2 separate regions of the Homo sapiens genome follow, and region 2 is linked to region 1. The links are chromatin loops, found by intact Hi-C in ENCODE. Cell type or tissue: PC-3. All regions are shown on one strand. Links, peaks and the distances in the headings refer to the core of each region. The heading gives the core; the rest is flanking DNA.

Evidence for each region. A loop is a pair of places that touch in the nucleus more often than their neighbours do. Peaks named below come from ENCODE experiments on the same cell type or tissue, not always from the same donor. Only the 100,000 strongest peaks of a DNase experiment are listed, where the experiment ranks them.
Region 2: it touches region 1 in a loop (2.9-fold over the local background); 2 of 110 quality-filtered maps call a loop at or near these places.

Annotation. Positions count from the first base shown.
Region 1 is chr7:14,920,318-14,929,513 of GRCh38, reverse strand. It overlaps a transcript of DGKB not described here. Among named protein-coding and RNA genes, the nearest start is that of DGKB, 22 kb to the right of the region's middle. In PC-3, for the core only: a CTCF peak has its summit at 4,909 (motif pointing right); no DNase peak of the experiment used is centred there; H3K4me3 peaks cover 276 bases.
Region 2 is chr7:14,756,961-14,766,156 of GRCh38, reverse strand. DGKB (diacylglycerol kinase beta) reads left to right here. Exons shown (of 26, transcript NM_001350709.2): 3 at 8,426-8,502. Among named protein-coding and RNA genes, the nearest start is that of DGKB, 140 kb to the left of the region's middle. In PC-3, for the core only: no CTCF peak of the experiment used is centred there; a DNase peak (open chromatin) is centred at 4,456; H3K4me3 peaks cover 1,231 bases; H3K27ac peaks cover 4,122 bases.

The DNA.
Region 1 (9,196 bases), core at 660-8,659:
ACAAATGGCCAACAGGTATATGAAAAAATGCTCAACATCACTAACCATCAGAGAAATACAAATTAAAACCACAACCTTACTCCGATCAGAATGGCTACTATTAACACATCAAAAAATAACAGATGTTGGTGAGGATGCGGAGATAATGGAACATTTATACACTGTTGATGGGAAAGTACTTTAGTACAACCTCTATGAAAACAGTGTGGAGATTTCTCAATTAACTAAAAATTGAACTCCCAATTTATTCAACAATCCCACTATTGGTTATCTACCCAAAGGAAATAATATCGTTATACCAAAAAGATATCTGCACTCATATGTTGATGACAGCATTATTCACAAGAGCAAAGCTATGGAATCAACCTAAGTGTTTATCAATGGATGACTGTATAAAGAAATGTGATGTATATACACAATGTAGTACTAGACTGTATAAAGAAAATGTGATATGTATGTGTGTGTGTGTGTGTGTGTGTGTGTGTGTGTGTATACACAATGCAGTACTTTTCAGCCATAAAAAAGAATGGAATTATGTCTTTTGCAGGAACAAGCCATTATCTTAAGTCAGTCTCAGAAAGATAAATATTGCATGTTCTCATTTGTAAGTTAGAGCTAGATAATATGTACAGATGGATGTCAAGTGTGGAATAATAGACAATGGAGACTCAGATGGATGAGGGAGTAGGAGGGGGATGGATGATGAGAAATTACTTAATCGGTACAATATACATTATTCTGATGATGTATATCCTAAAAGCCCTAACTTCACCCCCATGCAATCTACACATGTAAAAAAGTATTGCACTTGTCCCCCATAAATTTATGCAAATAGAAATATTAAAATAAAATAAATAAAAAATGAACATACACACAAAAAGAAACTGTGTGATTCTGTTTTGACAGGAGGTCACTGATGACATTCTTAAAAGCAATTTCTCTGACAAATTGCACACAGATTGCAGATAACAGTAGGATGAGGCACTGGAGAAGTTAATATAGCATGTGTATATCACTAATTAGGGAAAAAGTATTTATTTGTGAAAGAACAGAGAAATTCTGTAACATAAAAATATGTGTGATCAGAGATTATTTTTGAGTGAACAGAGGAAACAAGATATATATTTGTTCATTATTTTGAGAAACTAAAGTGAAATTCTGAGAAAATTTTAGTAAAATCAATGTATCAGTAGGATAACTAGGTATTTAGATGGTTAAAGTTTTTTGAATATTTGAAAATTCCTTGTGTCTCCATGATTACAACTAAATAGATTTCTATAAACTCATGCACTAGGATGCAAGCTCTACAAGTTCAGGGCTGTTTGTTCACATCTGCTCATTAAATATCTGTTGAAAGAATCTATATTTTAGCATATTTATCTTAAATCATAAATAGAATTTTAAATGTATTTTGTTTTCAAGTTGAAAAGACTTATATTTAATTAGATTTTTCAAATTCACAGACTATTTCATTAGTTACACTTCTCATGTCATCTAGATGTAGCACTATGAAGGGTACATTTGTAGTAACTATCTTGCCTTTTTATAGACTTGCTCAGAATTTACTATAAATTGCATCCAAGATACTAGCCAATAATGTAATTCTTGTAAATTGAATCTTAACTGAGATCTCAAAATCAGAAATTTTAGAGCAGATTTTGCATATAAATATTTAGGAAAAAAGAAGATGCAAAATGTAAGTCAGCTGCTACTTTATGTACAACTTGTTATCATGTTTTGAAATATTCTTTTGATGATCCTGAGTTTGTTTTTCATTCTCTGATATTTTTCTATGAACATAGATATTGTAGCTTAAGGAGAAAATGAGGAAATGGTAATTGAAAAAGGTATATTTTTCTTCATAAAAAGCAGAAAACAATACACCTTTTTAAAAGTATATATAATTCAACCTTTATTTTAATATTTTTTGACCATGACTTCTGTGTTTAATACTGCCAGATTTGTGTAGGAGTTTGCTTTTTTTTGTATAGTTTTAAAATGTTTCAATTAGAGAGCTGATATAAAGCAAAGCAAAACAAAACCTACCTAGCATCCTCATAGATCAGGATGGATATTTTTTAAAAGATAAGGATAATGTGTGGTAGAACAGATGTTTTGCCATACCCACTTTCAGAAAGCAAACAAACAAAAAAGTTAAATAAAGTGTTTCAAACTTAAATCAATGAACTGGAAATAAAATTAATTCTTAGTGGTTCAAACTAAGGAAAGGGAGGAACTTCAAACTAAGGAAAAGAAGGAAGTCATAGTTAAGGAGACCATTCTAATGAACTACTGTCTCCTTATCCCTTAATAAAATCAGACCCCACAAATTCTAAATCATCATTTATATAGATAAGTAAAAGTATCTACCAGCCAACCACTCCAACAAGAAACTCCGAGAAACATGGCCTGTCTTGAAAGTTGATGCTTGGTGTAGACAAATAATCATCATCATCATCATTCCAGTGAATCTGTAAAAATAAACATGCTCCTTCAAGAGTCTGCAGCCCAAATTTTCACTAACCTGGTATTTCAAAACCGAAAGCTCAGAATTATATTCAAATGAAAGGGTCACCAGAACCCTTCCAACCAGATGGAAGCAAATACGAATCTTCTGTAGGGAACCACATTCAGCAAAGCATCAAAGGATTTCCATGGTAAATTTTAAAGGAAAATGAGCAGATTGCTGAAACTTACAAAACACAAAAAAAGAAAGCAGGCACTACCAACAAGAGCTAGAAGAAATAATTAATACCAGATTCACTTTCAGAGATATTACATGTTGGGTATATCAGAAATAAAATATAAAATACTTATGTTAAATATATTTAAAGAAATAAAAATAATTGTTGAGAATATGAGACAGCAGCACAAGACATAAAAATTGACCAATTAAATTTGTAAAAACAAACCAAAAACATAAAAAAAATCTTGAAATATGGGACTTCTGGTTCCATGACGATAGAGAAGCTTATTCTTCACAGATCCTCCCACTTACCACTAAAAAAAAAAACAAAAAACACTAAACATAATGCAAAGCAATGAGAAAAAAATAGGAAGATTCCAAAAGGTGGAAAAAAAGTAGGCTAGCTGTCTAGGAACAGCAGGACTTGAAAAATGAAACATTCGAATATTCAATCAAAAATGACTCATTATATATCAAAAGCAAGGGAAATCACAAATTAAATGAGAAAAGAAAGTCAACAGATGCCAATATGAAAATGAATCAAATGGTGTGGTTGTCTGACAAGAATTTTAAAGCAGCCATAATAATTTCCTTCAAAAAGCAGTGATAAGATCTCTTAAAACAAGTGAAAAAAATGTATGAAATGTAATCCATCACAGAAACAGTTTAAAGAAAAATCATGATTATATTAATAGATGCAAAAAAAGTGTTTGAAAAAAATCTATTCATGATAAAAACTCCCTGCAAACTAGGATTATAGGATTTTTCTTTCAATTTGGTAAAGAAAATCTACAGAAACCTACAGTTAACTTCATACTCAACGGTGAAAAACTGAATGTTCAAGATCAGGCAAGGATTTCTGTTCTCTCTACTCTTATTCAACACAATATCAGAACTTTTCTACCCACTGTGATAAACTGAAGAAAAGAAATAAAGACATGCATACTGGAAGTGGGGGGGGGACCCAATTATTCCTATTTGCAAATGACATGAAGGTCCACATAGAAAATCACATAGAAACTGAAAAACTAAACCAAACAATACCTTGGAACAATAAGTGAATTTTGCAAGGTTATAGGATGTAAGATCAAAATATAAAATAACTTGCATTTGTATATACTAATTATGAACATATGACAACTGAAATTAAAAACACAATACGATTTACAATTGCTCTAAAGAAGATGAAATATTCAGGTACAAATCTCACCAAAGACGTATAGAATATATATGCTGAAACTTAAAAATTTTTGATGCAATAAATCAAAGAAGACCTAAATAAGACATACCATATTCATGAATTAGACAACTCAACATAATAAAATCTATCAATACTCCATAAATTGACCTATAAGTTTAATCCCTTTCCTATAAAAATTCAAGCAAAGCCTTGCATCTGGAATACATTTTAAAAATCTCCAAACTCATCAGTAAAAATCAGGCAATCTGCCTAAAAATATGCGCAAAATACATGAACAGATATTCATCAAAGGAGATATACTGATGACAATTGCCATGTGACTCAATGGTTTTACTCCTCAGCATTAATCCCAGAGAAGTAAAGCACATGTTCACACAAAAACTTTTTCACTGATGGTCACAGTAGCTTTCTTTGTAATAGGCAAAAACTGGAAAAAACTTAGGTATCCTTCAGTGGACGAATAGTTGAACAGACTTTGGGGCAACCATATCATCAGATACTACTGGGCAATCAAAATGAAAACATTATTAATACATAAAAAACTTGAGTGAATCTATAGAGAATTGTAGTGAGTGAAAAAAGCCAATCATTATAAGTTACCTATTGTATGATTCTATTTATATAACAAATTTAAAAAGACAACATTTGAGAAATAGAGAAAACATCTGTGGTTGCCAGGTTGGGGACAGGGGAAGGAGAGAAGCTGTGCAGCAGGGAGGTTGATGTGATTATCAAAAGGCAACCTGAGGAATCCCCGTAAGTATATATAAATGTAATAAAATTGTAAAGTTTCCCATGAGAGGAGCTGGGTAAAGGGTACTTCAGTGTTTCTGTATTATATCTTATTACTGTTTGGGACTCTACAATAATCATAATAGAAAATTTAATTTTAAAAATATCATGCTGTGCCAAATTACACAAAATTCAATGATTACTATTGAAACAAAACAATCTAGAAATAAAAAAAAATTGGAAACCTTTGATGGATGAATTTTTATTAGATTAAACCTATCTGAAGAGGGCACTAGTGAACTATTAAGATAGATCTGACCAAGTCATCAAGAATGCAGCTCGGAGAGGAAAAATATGAGTTTCAGGATTGTAGAGTGAGAAAGAGTCTAATGGATATATCTGATTAAAACTGCAAAAGGAGAGAAGAACAAAAGTACCACAGAGGAAATCTCTGAAGATATAACACCTGAGAACTTTTTATAACTTTGGAAAGATTCAGGAACTCCATAAACTAAAAAGAGAAACCAATTTCATAGTGAAATTAGAAAATACCAAAGAAAATAGAATTTGCCTTCTAGGAAATCACAATTTGACTGACAGCTGAATCAATAGCAATATTAGAACGCGTAGGACAGTGGAATAAAAGCTTCAAACTGCCCAGAGAAAATACCTGTTTAGAACTGCATACCCAGCAAAAATATTTTTAAGAACTATAGAAAAATAAATACAATTCTATAACAAAAATAGAAATCCACAAAACCAAGAAACTAAACAGTTAGAATGAGGAGAGTGTCATTAGAGCTCAGTTACAGGTAGTTAGTAATCAAGACAGACCTGCCTTCTGCCTTCAGGTCATATTCAGAAACTTTATTGTGAGAATAGGACAAAGCTTTTTTTTTTTTTTTTTTTTTGAGATGGAGCTTCACTGTGTTGCCCAGGTTGGAGTGCAGTTGCTCACTGCAACCTCCGCCTCCCGGGTTCAAGAGATTCTCCTGCCTCAGCCTCCCAAGTAGCTGGGATTACAGGCATGCACCACCACACCCGGCTAATTTTTGTATTTTTAGTAGAAACAGGGTTTCCTCATGTTGGCCAGGCTTGTCTCAAACTCCTGACCTCAGGTGATTCGCCCGCCTTGGCCGCCAAAAGTGCTGGGATCACAGGCATGTGCCACCGTGCCCGGCCAGGACAAAGCTTTTATATAGAGGAGTTTAAAAAGATTTTGATGGTTGCTCCATGGAGAATGGATTGGAGAAATGCAAGAATGAATGCCAGATATCAAAAGGGATGAATACAATGTTTCAAGGAGGAAATAATGATGGTTTGAACTACAATACAGAAAAGGAAAAGGAGAATATATTTGAGATTATGAATTTCAAATAATTTTAGATAATTTGTCTTCTAACTTGCATATTCTACAAATAAGGAAACAGAGCTTTGAGTGGAAAAGTGACTTGTTTAAAAATCACAAAAGCATATAATCTCATTTATATGTGGAATCAACAAAAGACAATCTCATAAAAATAAATAGAAAGAGTCTCATAGATATCTGATTGGAGCTCCAAAAGGAGAAAAAGAACAAAAGTGCAATAGGGGAATAACTGAAGATATAACACCTGAGAACTTTTTATAACTTTGGAAAGATTCAGGAAGTCCATAAACTAAAAACAGAAATAAATATTATAGTGAAATTAGAAAATACCAAAGAAAATATAAATTGCCTTCTAAAAAATCACAATTTGACAGACAGCTGACTCAATAGCAATATCAGAACCCATAGGAGAGTGGAATAAAACTTCAAACTGTGTACCAAAAATACCTGTTTATAATTGGATACCCAGCAATTCTAGAAGAATGGTTACCAGAAGCTGTGGTGGAAAAGGAGGGATGGAGAAAGGGGAGATGTTAATCAAAGAATACAAAGTTTCAGTTAGACTGAAGGAATATATTTTAGTGCTCTATTGACTGCATAGTGATCACAGTAATAATATGTTGTCTATTTCAAAATTGCTGAAAGAATAGATGTTTCAATGTTCTCATCAGAAAAAAGGATGAGTTGGTGAAGTGATGGGTATGGTGTTTAGCTTGACTCAATGTATCTTCAATTTACACAGAGCTCAAAACATAACACTGTATCTCATAAATATACTCAATTATTATTGGTCAATTTCATAAGAGTTTTAAAATCACACAACTATTTAGTAGCAGAGAGAGGATAAAAATTCAGGTAACAATACTATCCTAGCTAACAACTTAGGATGTTCTTGGCTACACCATGCTGAAATGAAGCAAGTATATATGCTTCTGCCTCCTGTCTTCTAAACCCTGCTGTTATTCTATATCATTTTTGTAAAGAATTCCCCAACTTCTCTTTCTCAATCTCCATACCCACCATCTTTGAGTGACGGCACTATCTAAAGCAATGTAGTATGACAATATTTATTTTTATGAAGAGCCATACTACTCCCCTAATAAGTCTGATACACACACACACACACACACACACACACACACACACACACGATGGATACACATATATATGTAGACATATATACATACATAGTCTTCATGTTATACTAGAGACAGTGGGAGTATAGACGTACATGGCACCCCATCCCTGGAATCTATTAAATTAATCACCTACTCTCCCTTCCCTTTGTAAATGTCGTTGCTCTGGTTTAGCCTTTTTAATTATCTGCTTTGGTCATGGAAACAGTTTGTAATTGCTCTTCCATCTTGCTTTTCTTTCCATTTTTTTTCTACATCAATATTTATGAACATAATTCTACCTCTACTAAACAGCATGTTGCATAACATTAAGGAAAGACGCTCTTTGTCGAAGTCATCATTTTAGCATCTCTTCTGAAAAATGCACTTATTGTAGGGTTTTGGTAAAGATTTTTACAGTTCTGATTGAATGATAAGTAACAAATAGTTTGCAACATACCTCCTAATCAGAACACAGTGGATTGGGAAGATACTGAGGTTAAGAAAAGCTTTTCTATACTGCTACTGAAATGACTGTTTTAAAATGTAGATTTAATCACATTGTATCTTGCTAAAATTCCTTTGAAAGACATCCACAGTTTTTAGGGTAAGTTTCAAATTCCTTAGTATAGTTGTCAAAGTAATCTCTGGTTTAAGTCTTGCCTTCCACTCTTGGGCCCACAAAACACATTAGCCCAAGTTTTCTCAATTTCTGCCATGTTGACATTTTGGGTCAATTATTTTGAGGAGCTTTCCTGTGTATTATAGGATGGTTAACAGAATCCTTGGCCTTTACATATTTTATGTCACTAGCACTGCCTGTGCCCTAGTCATAACAATCAAAAACATTTGCAGACATTGCAAATTTTTCCTGGGGAGCAAAATAACCCTTGGTGGAGAACCACTGTGATACACAAACAACTTACATTTTTCACATGGGTTATGTTATTTTTCTAATGATGTTCGGTTTGGTATAGACATCACCTTTTAGGAATTAATACCTTTCAGTTTTTAGGACAATATTACCTTTGCAGAAAAATTAAGCAAGTAGTTCCGAATTTGTATATACCCTTCTCCTTCTCCATTTTGCCAGCACACATCTTGCATTCGTGTCCTACATCTCTTATAATTAATGAACGAATATTGGCACAATGTTATTTCATGCATCCACAATTACAGTTTCATGTAGAATAGTTTTGACACCCTAAAAATCTCACCTACTCACCACTTCCCCTCTCCCTCCAAAACCTCTGGAAACCACTGATTATTTTACTATCTCTCTAGTTTTGCCTTTTCGAAATGTCAGATGGGAGGAGGTGAGGATTGAAAAACTACTTATTGGGTACTATGCTCATTACCCAGGTGACAAAATAATCTGTACACCAACTCTTCACAACACACAATTTACCTATGTAACAAATCTGCACATGTGTCCCTGAACCTAGAGTGGGAATGGAAAATTTAAAGTGGGAATGAAAAAAAATTAATTTAAAAAGAAAATGTAATTTAGTATGGGAGTCTTTTCAGGCTTACTCAGAAAAATACATGTAAGTTTATTTATGTCTTTCCTTGGCTTCATAGCTCATTTCCCTTTATCACCAAATAATATTTCATTTTAGAGACGTACCCTAGTTTACTTATCTTTTCCTCTGTTGAAAAACATCTTGGTTGCTTTCAGTTTTTTGCAATTATGTATAAAGCTGCTATAAACATTCCTGTGAAGGGTTTTGTGTGGACATAAGTTTTCAACTCAGTTGGGTATATACTTAGGAGTGTGATTGCTGGATCATATGATAAGACTATGTTTAACTTTGTAAGAAACTGCCAAACTGTCTTCCAAAGTCACATTTACATTTTGTATTCCCACTAGCAATGAATGAAGTTCTGGTTGTTCTACTTCCTCACCAGCATTGCGTATTGGAGAATTTTTGGATTATAGACATTCTAATAAGCATATCATGGCACCTTATTGTTCTTATAATTTGCAGTTACCTAATAACATATGATGTTTTATATATTTTCATGTGTTTATTTGCCATCTGTATACCTTCTTTCATGAGGTGTCTTTCATATATTTTTCCCATTTTTAAATT
Region 2 (9,196 bases), core at 453-8,452, 160 kb after region 1:
TGAGAATATTTGAAAGAATGATTAAGAAGTCATAGCTGCAGGCTTTTTATTTCCGTTCTTTATCTCCAGATTTGTCTTTAAAGACCTATTTATTGTTTCTAAAGTACAAATAATCACATATAGATTGATTCATTAATTATTGCTTATCAGAGCTGAATGTTAGCATTCTTTCCCAACTCCACATTAATGATGTCATGTGGGAGGCTTGAAATTGTCATGGTGGAAATATTTACAAGACAGCAATTGGCAAACACTACAGTAGGCACCCTTCACATCCCAAAGAGTTGTTAAACATTTACCAGCACACTATTGGTCCACACCAGTCAATTCTGTCCCTAATAGTATCTCTTAATTAGCAATTATGTTTTCAATAGAAGTTTTTAGTTATAGTATAGATGAGTGGCTCGAAGGCAAGTATACTCTTTTTCTTAATGTATTTTCTACACAATAAAATACGTATAAAGGTGGAAATTATTTCATAGGTTCCTAGTGTCTGGATAGGGTTGCTGGCTAAATTAGCAGATATTTGTCTATCAAAACAAATGACTCTTACAAATATTTTGTGCAAGGCATTGGATTAGATTCATACATCAAAACATTAGATGTAGATAGATGAAGGAGTAAAAATTACCAGCAAATACAAGAAAGAGTTAATAAAAACTGATGTTTAAGAGGATTAACAACGATAATAAATATGAAAAGGAGAAAGGAAATTTTCTTCATGTTCTCAAATCTGTAGTCATTTTGGAATTAACTAGTTTTTATTTTTGCTAAGTAGAAATACTTATTGCTATATGTGTAACAGGTTGCTCAAAGATATTATGCCCATTATCTTTTTAAGCTAACGATGATCCCAAATGCTTAGCAGGAACAAGTAGAGAGTGACTTGCACTCAGAGCAGCTTAAAGGATTTTCCCAGAATCCTGTGGTGAGCCTGGAGCAAAGACCTGAATAGAGGGTTTGGTTTTTGTACAGCTTTTCCCACTGTAGCAGTATCATTAGAATATTATTTTTAGGATTTTAAAAAATCCAAGTGTATAGATTTCAAATAGCATATAAACTGCTACAATATGGCTGTTATTATTTTTAACAATAGTTCCATATTTCTTTTTCAATCTCTTTGTACTTTTATGAAAATTCTCACACAAGTAGATAAAAACTTCTGTTTCTTATTGACTAGTTCTCTAAATCTCTTATTCTATAGTCCTGTAGGTATTTATTTTCTGCTGCTGGCTCTAAGTAGAACTTCTTTTATATCATCTGGGGAATTTCATTTAATGACAATATTATTTTCTGGATCTCTCTGCTGGATTCCAAAATGCTATTTTTGCTATTGTGACCTAAGGTGAGAGTAAATAAATCTTTAAATAAAATGTTCTCATGAGGTTTTTTTTTTCTTCCCTAAAAGAAGTTCCCCGTGTAGCAATCAGACAAAATATATATTCATACATAGGAAAATTTAGCAGGATAAAAATTGCTGATTAACTCTCACTTTCTTTATGCATGTATTTAAGGATCAGAGCAGTGATTAATTCCATCTCAGCTGCATATAAGACTCAACTGAGAGCCTTTTTTAAAGGTCCTCATGACTAGCCAGTCATGGAGATGTAGGCTAATTAAATCTGCCTCACTGTGTTTTGAGTGCAAACATCAGTGTATATTAAAAGATCCCCGGATGATCCTGATATGGATCCAGGTTTGAGTATTACTGGGTTAAATGAAGATAAAGCACTATTTCACTACTTTTAAGTACTATGTAGCTAAGGGAAACTTTATGAAATGTAACATTGGACTGAATGCTACTATGTTGTCTGCACAACAATTAATACAATTTAACTATACAATTATACAATTAAATTATATAAATTAATTATAACTTTAACATTGACATAATTGATAAAGATTTTTCTAATTTAAATACTTAGCATTAATGCGTCTGCACATTAATGCTAGCTAAGTATTTAAATTAGAAAAATCTTCTCTTTAAACAGTTGAAGTTGCAGAGCCCTCTCTACTACAGGGTTAATATAGTTCCTGAAAAAATGCTTTTTTGCTGAGCACAGGAAAAGTCTTCTATACCACGAATATCTTTTGTGATAAGAGGAAAAAGCTATGTGGGGAGGCTTAGATTTTAAAGGAAACTTTTGAAAGCACTGAATTGAGAGACCCGAAAGATGACTTTTCCATGGTCCCATTGAGCCTCTCTCACTTTGTAAAAACTATCATATTAGCCTGGAAAACCAATATCTCTACTGAACGTGGGAAACATGGCACTATTTTGGTTAAAAACAAAAACACCAGATAATGAACTTACAGTCAGTCCACTAAAAACACATTATTTACAAAAATGACAAATGCATTTTGTAAGTTGGGTCTTAGCTTTAACAGTAGAATATATGATAGTCTTCTCACAGCAGCTATGACTACTATTTAGGTGGCAAAATTATTGGCCTTGATCTTTAAAATATATTTACTGTATAGGAGTTTGAATCACTACTGTACATTCTTTTGGCTGTGTGATTTTAGCTGTTGTAATAATGAGGTTCCTAAGCCAAATTATAAACTTGTATTTGTTCTTTTTCCAAAGTGACGAGAATGGGTTTGGGTCATATACAATAGCTTGAATCATTATGTGAAACTTTTTAGCTGTGTGATCCTAAGTAGGTAATAATTTCCTTAACTTTGATTTCTTCATGTGTTAAGTGGAGTGAATATTTGTTAACATTATTGTGAATTTTAAATGAGATAATAGAACACTTTGCAAACTCTAAAATGCTCATGCATTCAAGCTATAATTAATAGTGTTACTAGTGCCCAATGCACAAATGAGATGTAGATTCTGAGAGAGTTATTATGGGGTGTCCCATGGAGGATGAGTTACAACCTACTGTGTTTGAGGAGGTCCTGAGAGATTTTGTGGATAAGTTGACAGATAAACCATGCCATACATTATGTTGAACTTCACTCAACATTGGCGGGATTCCTGAGGAAAAAAAAATCATCAGCAAAAGAAGAGCTCTAAAATCATGGGATGATGGGATGCCTTCACAATTGGATGAATGGATATTGAATAGTAAATATGGAAGATACAGAAAATAACTGTTGGAAGATAGATTTGGATCATATTTTGACACACCTATGGTGCCAAGAGGAGGAGTTTGTGCTTCAATCCAAAAGCAACAGGAAACAGTTGAAGGGTGATGATTTGTTTAAAGTCACATTTAGGATGAAATAAAGGAACAAGGATTTATTGGGCACCAGACACTTTGCTAGACACAGTATTGCCAGATCCCTATCATTATTCTAATTTTAAATATTAGAAAACTGAACCATAGAGAGGTTAAAAATATGCCCAGGGACATTCAGCCAAGCATTCTGGAGCCAAGATTCAAATCTAAATCTAGCTGGCTTTAAATCTCTCCGTTACTTCATGGGGCCTTTGAGATTAATCTGACAAGTATGTGTTGAGTTTTTTGGAATAAAGAGACAAAGAGGCAGGAAAATCACAAAGGAGACTCACTCAAGATGTAACAGATGCCTAAAGAGATGTGAGAGGAACTAAGTGTTTCATTTTTCATGTAGTACTTTTTATGATCTATTTGCATTTTCTAAACGTTACCAAATGCTATTAGTCATTTATTTATTTTCAATTCAGACTAATGTAAAGGGTCTTTAATTTTTCTTGAAAATCGTTAAAAATTCTGAACATTTTAAAAGTAAATAAAAATTTAACGTTGATCCCTAAAATGTAGTTCATTTAACTCTCATGGCATTGTTTATTACATGACTCAGCCGAAATGAGAAGATTGACAGGGTGTGTGCATTTTGGGGGGCCCCTGGAATTACTCAAGTACCAGAGCAGGTGATAGAAAGGTAAAGTATAGGAGAAAGTCAACTCATCTCCCCATAAACATTTTCTTTGTTCTTTCCCAGCTCATTCCAAGAATGTTTGCTTAATAAAACACCTCCCGCTTTCATGCTCAGTACCATTTTCAGCTCTAAGTTGATTCTGACAGTGATGAAAAAGACAGCCCATTGTCTCAGCTGTAGTTATTGGTATAGTATTAAATTACTTGCTGGGAAAATGGATATGTTAGTCAAAGGGCAGTAATTTGTATTCACTGTTGTTTTCCAAGTATCCTGCCCTGCCAGTCAAGCCAAGCATAGGAACCTCTGAAATTAGCCCCATGTTTCAGAATTTCCCCAAGTCATACCCCTCCTTTGCTTTCCAGGAGACCCAATCTTTTGTGCTGCGCATCTGTCCAGCTCCCTTATCCCAAGAACTAAACCTGCTGTTTTCAACCTGGCTGCTCAGCACTGGGCTGCCTAGCACTTCACTGGCCAATCTTCCAGGTTCTTTCTCCCATTACAGACATGTATTTACTAAACTGATCTCCAAGCTCACAGCTGCCTGCCTGGCTGGCTGCTTGCCTGGATTTCTCAGCATTGCTCAGCCTAGTATCTGTCACTGTGCTCTTTCCCGAAGCTCTATTATTAGCTGAATTATGACTGAGGCCACGTCTTACTATCTGTTCATCCAGGTATAACTTCCTCTGTTTATTTTGTCCTAGAAGGCAGGTCAGGCCTAGTTATAGATCCTTTCCCCTCTCCACTGCCCCAGTGTAGTTTTGGACAGAATGTAACTCAGAGTTGGCACAATAAAAAAGATAGGAATGTTTATGGTGATAGGCCATAGGAAGAAATTTGGACAAGCAGTTAACTTACAAATAAGATAAATGTGTGTTCCCCCCAAAAGAAGGTAAAACATAGCAGTAGGATTTTCACAACCTAGTGCAATTTGGGTGTCCAAGAAGACATGTAGATAATTCATGTAAAAACAATGCTGTTGAAAGGTTATGGATATCCTGAACTCTCTGGTGTTCCATGCGCAAATCCTTATCTTTAGAAGATTGACCGGTCAAATCAGGGCCTCAGCCTTAGAGAAACTGGGCCCAAGAAATGTTATTGAGACAGGAATACAAAAACAAGATAATGCTCCAGTTTCCAAACTAGATTGTAAAGTGGAGATCAGGTCATAGTTAAACTTCAAATATTAAGATATTAGAACTGGAACTTGAGAATTGGAGAGGCAGTGAGTTGAATTGATAGTGATTCATCTGAATATCAACTAGAGCACTTTAAATTGTCTCAGACCAAGTCATTGTTGAGCCCTAGTTCATGGAAAGGGCAGTCATATATCTAGAGGTTTTTGGCTGTTAATTTAGCTCATGATTTCTCTACTAAGAATATTCAGTATAAACTATGACCAGTACACTAATAAAATATTGTAGGAATAATTTTATGAGCTTTCCCCTTCTCTGAGTCATTTATAAATAATTACTGAATATGTTTTTTACTCTCATAGAAACCTGAAACGAAAAGGCCATCTAAGCAGTGTCTCTAAAGTTGTGGGGCAGGCCTATGTGGGAGAAACCAAAATTGTTTTCTCCGCCTTCCATTTTATCATTGGCCTAAGATATGGTTAAAATAAACATAGTCTCTCGAGATATGATATTCCAGAATGTATGCATCTGTGTATGTGTGTGTCTCTGTGGGTCTGCACAGTATGGGTTGCATCTACGATTATGGATAAAAAGAAGTAAAAGCAGTTCTGCTAACTTAGAATAGTGCCTTATTACCCACAAAGAAGAATTTGAGAATAAGGGGTCAGCTTCATGTCTCTTTTTGATATGCAGTTTGGTCTCTCTCTGCAGTGTAAGTGTCTAACAAAGTACATATAGAAGCAATTATTGTAATTTTTTGCCATTTAGGAATAGCTCTGATTAATTTAATCTCAATATTTATTGCAATGCTATTGTTTCAACTTTGTGATGAAGTTGAAAGTTGTGCTAAAATGAAAACACACATTTTCTGCCCGAGAACAACCTCCAATCTAGCAAGGGACATGACATAAAAAATTAACTCTGATCACAATATGGAAAATGCCAGCAAATTATACACCAAAAAGGAAATACATAGGAAGCTGTATAGGCATCAAGCAAATGTGCGTACACACACACCCCCCAGAGGATGTCCACAACAAAAAGACAAACCGTCCAATTAAAAAATGGTCAAAGAACTTGAATAGACATTTTGCCAAAGAATATACAAACGACCAATAGGCATATAAAAAGATGCTCAGCATTATTAGTCATTAGCGAATGACTAATCAGATGTGAGTCGAATCATTTCACATCCACTAGGATGGCTGTAACAAAAAAAGGGTTAGAAAATAACAAGTTTTGGCAAGGATATAGAGAGACTGGAATCCTTACACCTTACTGGTGGGAGTGTAAAATGGTGTAGCTGTTGTGAAAATCAATTTGGCAGTTCCTCAAAACACTAAACATAGAGTTACTGTATGATCTGGCAATTTTACTATCAGGTATATAGCCAAGAGAATTGAATTATATGTTTATACAAAAACGTGTACACTTGAATGTTCATAGCAGAATTCCTAACAGCCAAAACCTGGAAACAAGTTGAATGTACATCAGCTGATAAATAGATTTATTAAATGGAGTATATTCATTATAATGGAATATTATTCAGCTATAAAAAGGAGTGAAGTACTGATACATGTTATAACATGGAAAAACCTTGAAAACACTAAGCTAAGTGAAAGAAGCCAGACACAAAGGAAACATATTATATGATTCAATTTACATGAAATATCCAGAATAGGCAAATCCATAGACACAGAAAATAGGCTAATGATAGCCAGAGGTTAGAGGGGAGAAAATACAGGGAGTGACTGTTTAATGGGCATAAGGTTTCTTTACAGGGTGATGAAAATGTTATGGGATTAATCAGAGGTAATGATTGCACAACATCATGAATATGCTAAAAATTACTGAATTGTACACTTTGAAATTGTTAATGTCAATTTTATGTGACACGAATTTTATCTCACTTAAAAGTACTGTTTCACAGGCTGAGCACGGTGGCTCATGCCTGTAATCCCAGTTCTTTGGGTGGCTAAGGTGAGTGGATCACCTGAGGTCAGGGGTTCGACACCAGCCTGGCCAACGTGGTGAAACCCTGTCTCTACTAAAATTATAAAAATTAGCCAGGCATGGTGGTAAGCCCCTGTAATCCCAGCTACTTGGGAGGCTGAGGCAGGAGAACCGGTTGAACCCAGGAGATGGAGGTTGCAGTGAGCCAAGACTGTGCCATTGCACTCCAGCCTGGGTAACAAGAGCGAAACTCTATCTATCTATGTATCTATCTATCTATCTATCTATCTATCTATCTATCTATCTATCTATCTATTGTTTCACACACATACACAAACCCACAGAATTTACAATATAAAGAAAGGAAATGGTACATTCCAAGTAAAAGTACAATTCACAAAATATAGGCATTATATATTCAATGGGCATCTATGAGAGAGTTTTCTAGCAGGATGTTTCAAAAGCTAATTTGTGAATTAGTTTTCTGGAACTGGGAAATATTTTGTGGTAGTCCAAGTATCACTGACTCTTAGGGAAGGTCAACAAGAATTATATTCAATTGGTAGCCAATAATTTTCCATGCTCTGTTCCATAAAAGAAAACTGGGAAATCCATGTATTTCCTACATTTTAATTTTGAGGTTTTTTCATTATTATTCAAACTTGATTAAATATTTAGATGACTTACCCATATTTGTTAGCTATTATTTCCTTCTAACTTAAAAATGCGTTGTAATTCTGAGATTTCTAAATCAAAAATTATATTTCAATAAGTATAATGAGCATATTTTAGTAGACTGAATGTATATATCTATATCATATTAATGTATTTAACTTTAATTGTAATACTGATAATTCTTTTATGACATTATTTTATTAACTTAAAATTTCTTGTCACCAACTAATAAGATGAAAGGTTTAAAAATAATAGTACTTTTGAAGAAAATAATTTATAATTCTTTTGGTAATATGTCTAAGCTTTGTTTCTTCATTGAATAGGGTAAGCTTTAATTTATACATAACAAAACTAAAATGTTATTCGTAATGCATATATAGGGTAAAATATGTGACACAACTAAATTAAAGCTTACTTACTAAAACTTTAATTACTAAAGTAGGCTTTAGTTTAGTTGTGTTATGTATACAGAGAAAATTCTCCTTAAAAATATCTACAGATACTAAAATCTATAGCGTCCCTCTAAATGGATTCACCATTGAGGCTTAGCTACCCATATTTTTCTTATCCAGCTGTATTGTTTTTATTTAATGCAGTGATCTTTTTGCTCCTTTGCAATTTCTTTTCCAATTAAATAGCCTTTCAAAAATGGCAAGAGATATTTTATGTGTTGGTTTTTAAATTTAGTTTCTGCTGATGCTTATTTACATTTTAAGTGGTCTCTGTTTCTGGACTGGGCTACACAACCACAGTATGTGCATATAAACAATTTTTGTGTTTTCTGTTTTTTATAGATTCTACAAAGAAATTAAAGGATGTTCTTGAAGAATTCCATGGTAATGGTGTGCTTGCAAAGTATAATCCTGAAGGGGTAAAACTTCTTTTTCTTTATATCAGTTTCGTATATATGCTTGGAAGAGGGTATTTCTTAATAAACAATTCTTGGAAAAATGTATGTGTGTGTGTGTGTATGTATATGTACACATATACATTATATATGTATGATACAGATGTATGTATATGTGTATGTGTGTGTATATATATATATATGCACACCATAAACCATTTACCATGTATCATAACATAAACAAAATGAAGTTCATAATGCAGTGCTATTCTAGAAGATATATTAAATGTTGTACATTTTTCGTTCAAATAACTCTTCTATATTGTATGCTTGAAAGAATATGAATCATTTAAGTGTAGCGTTGGTTCTTTTCCTAGAAGTCAGGAAACAGCATTGGATAAAATAGAGAAGGAGTATGCTTGGCTCTCAGTCTATGACCCACGAATTTCAATCCAAAATGGATATTGGTGTAGGGGTAGGGAGTTACCCCTTTCAGGCAATTATTTCCTTGACCAAAGAAGGATTTTGTGTTGCTTATACCTGGTCCGTCACCTTAAGGAACCAACTTGTACAAAAAGGGAGGAATTTTTTTAATCTTCTATTTTACCTTTTACCAGTAAGCTTAAGATTTCTTTAAGATTTTCTTATGAAAACTTTGCATGTCTTGTCAATTGCTTTTGAATACCATGCTGGAATGAATGCCTTTTCCTTCCTAATT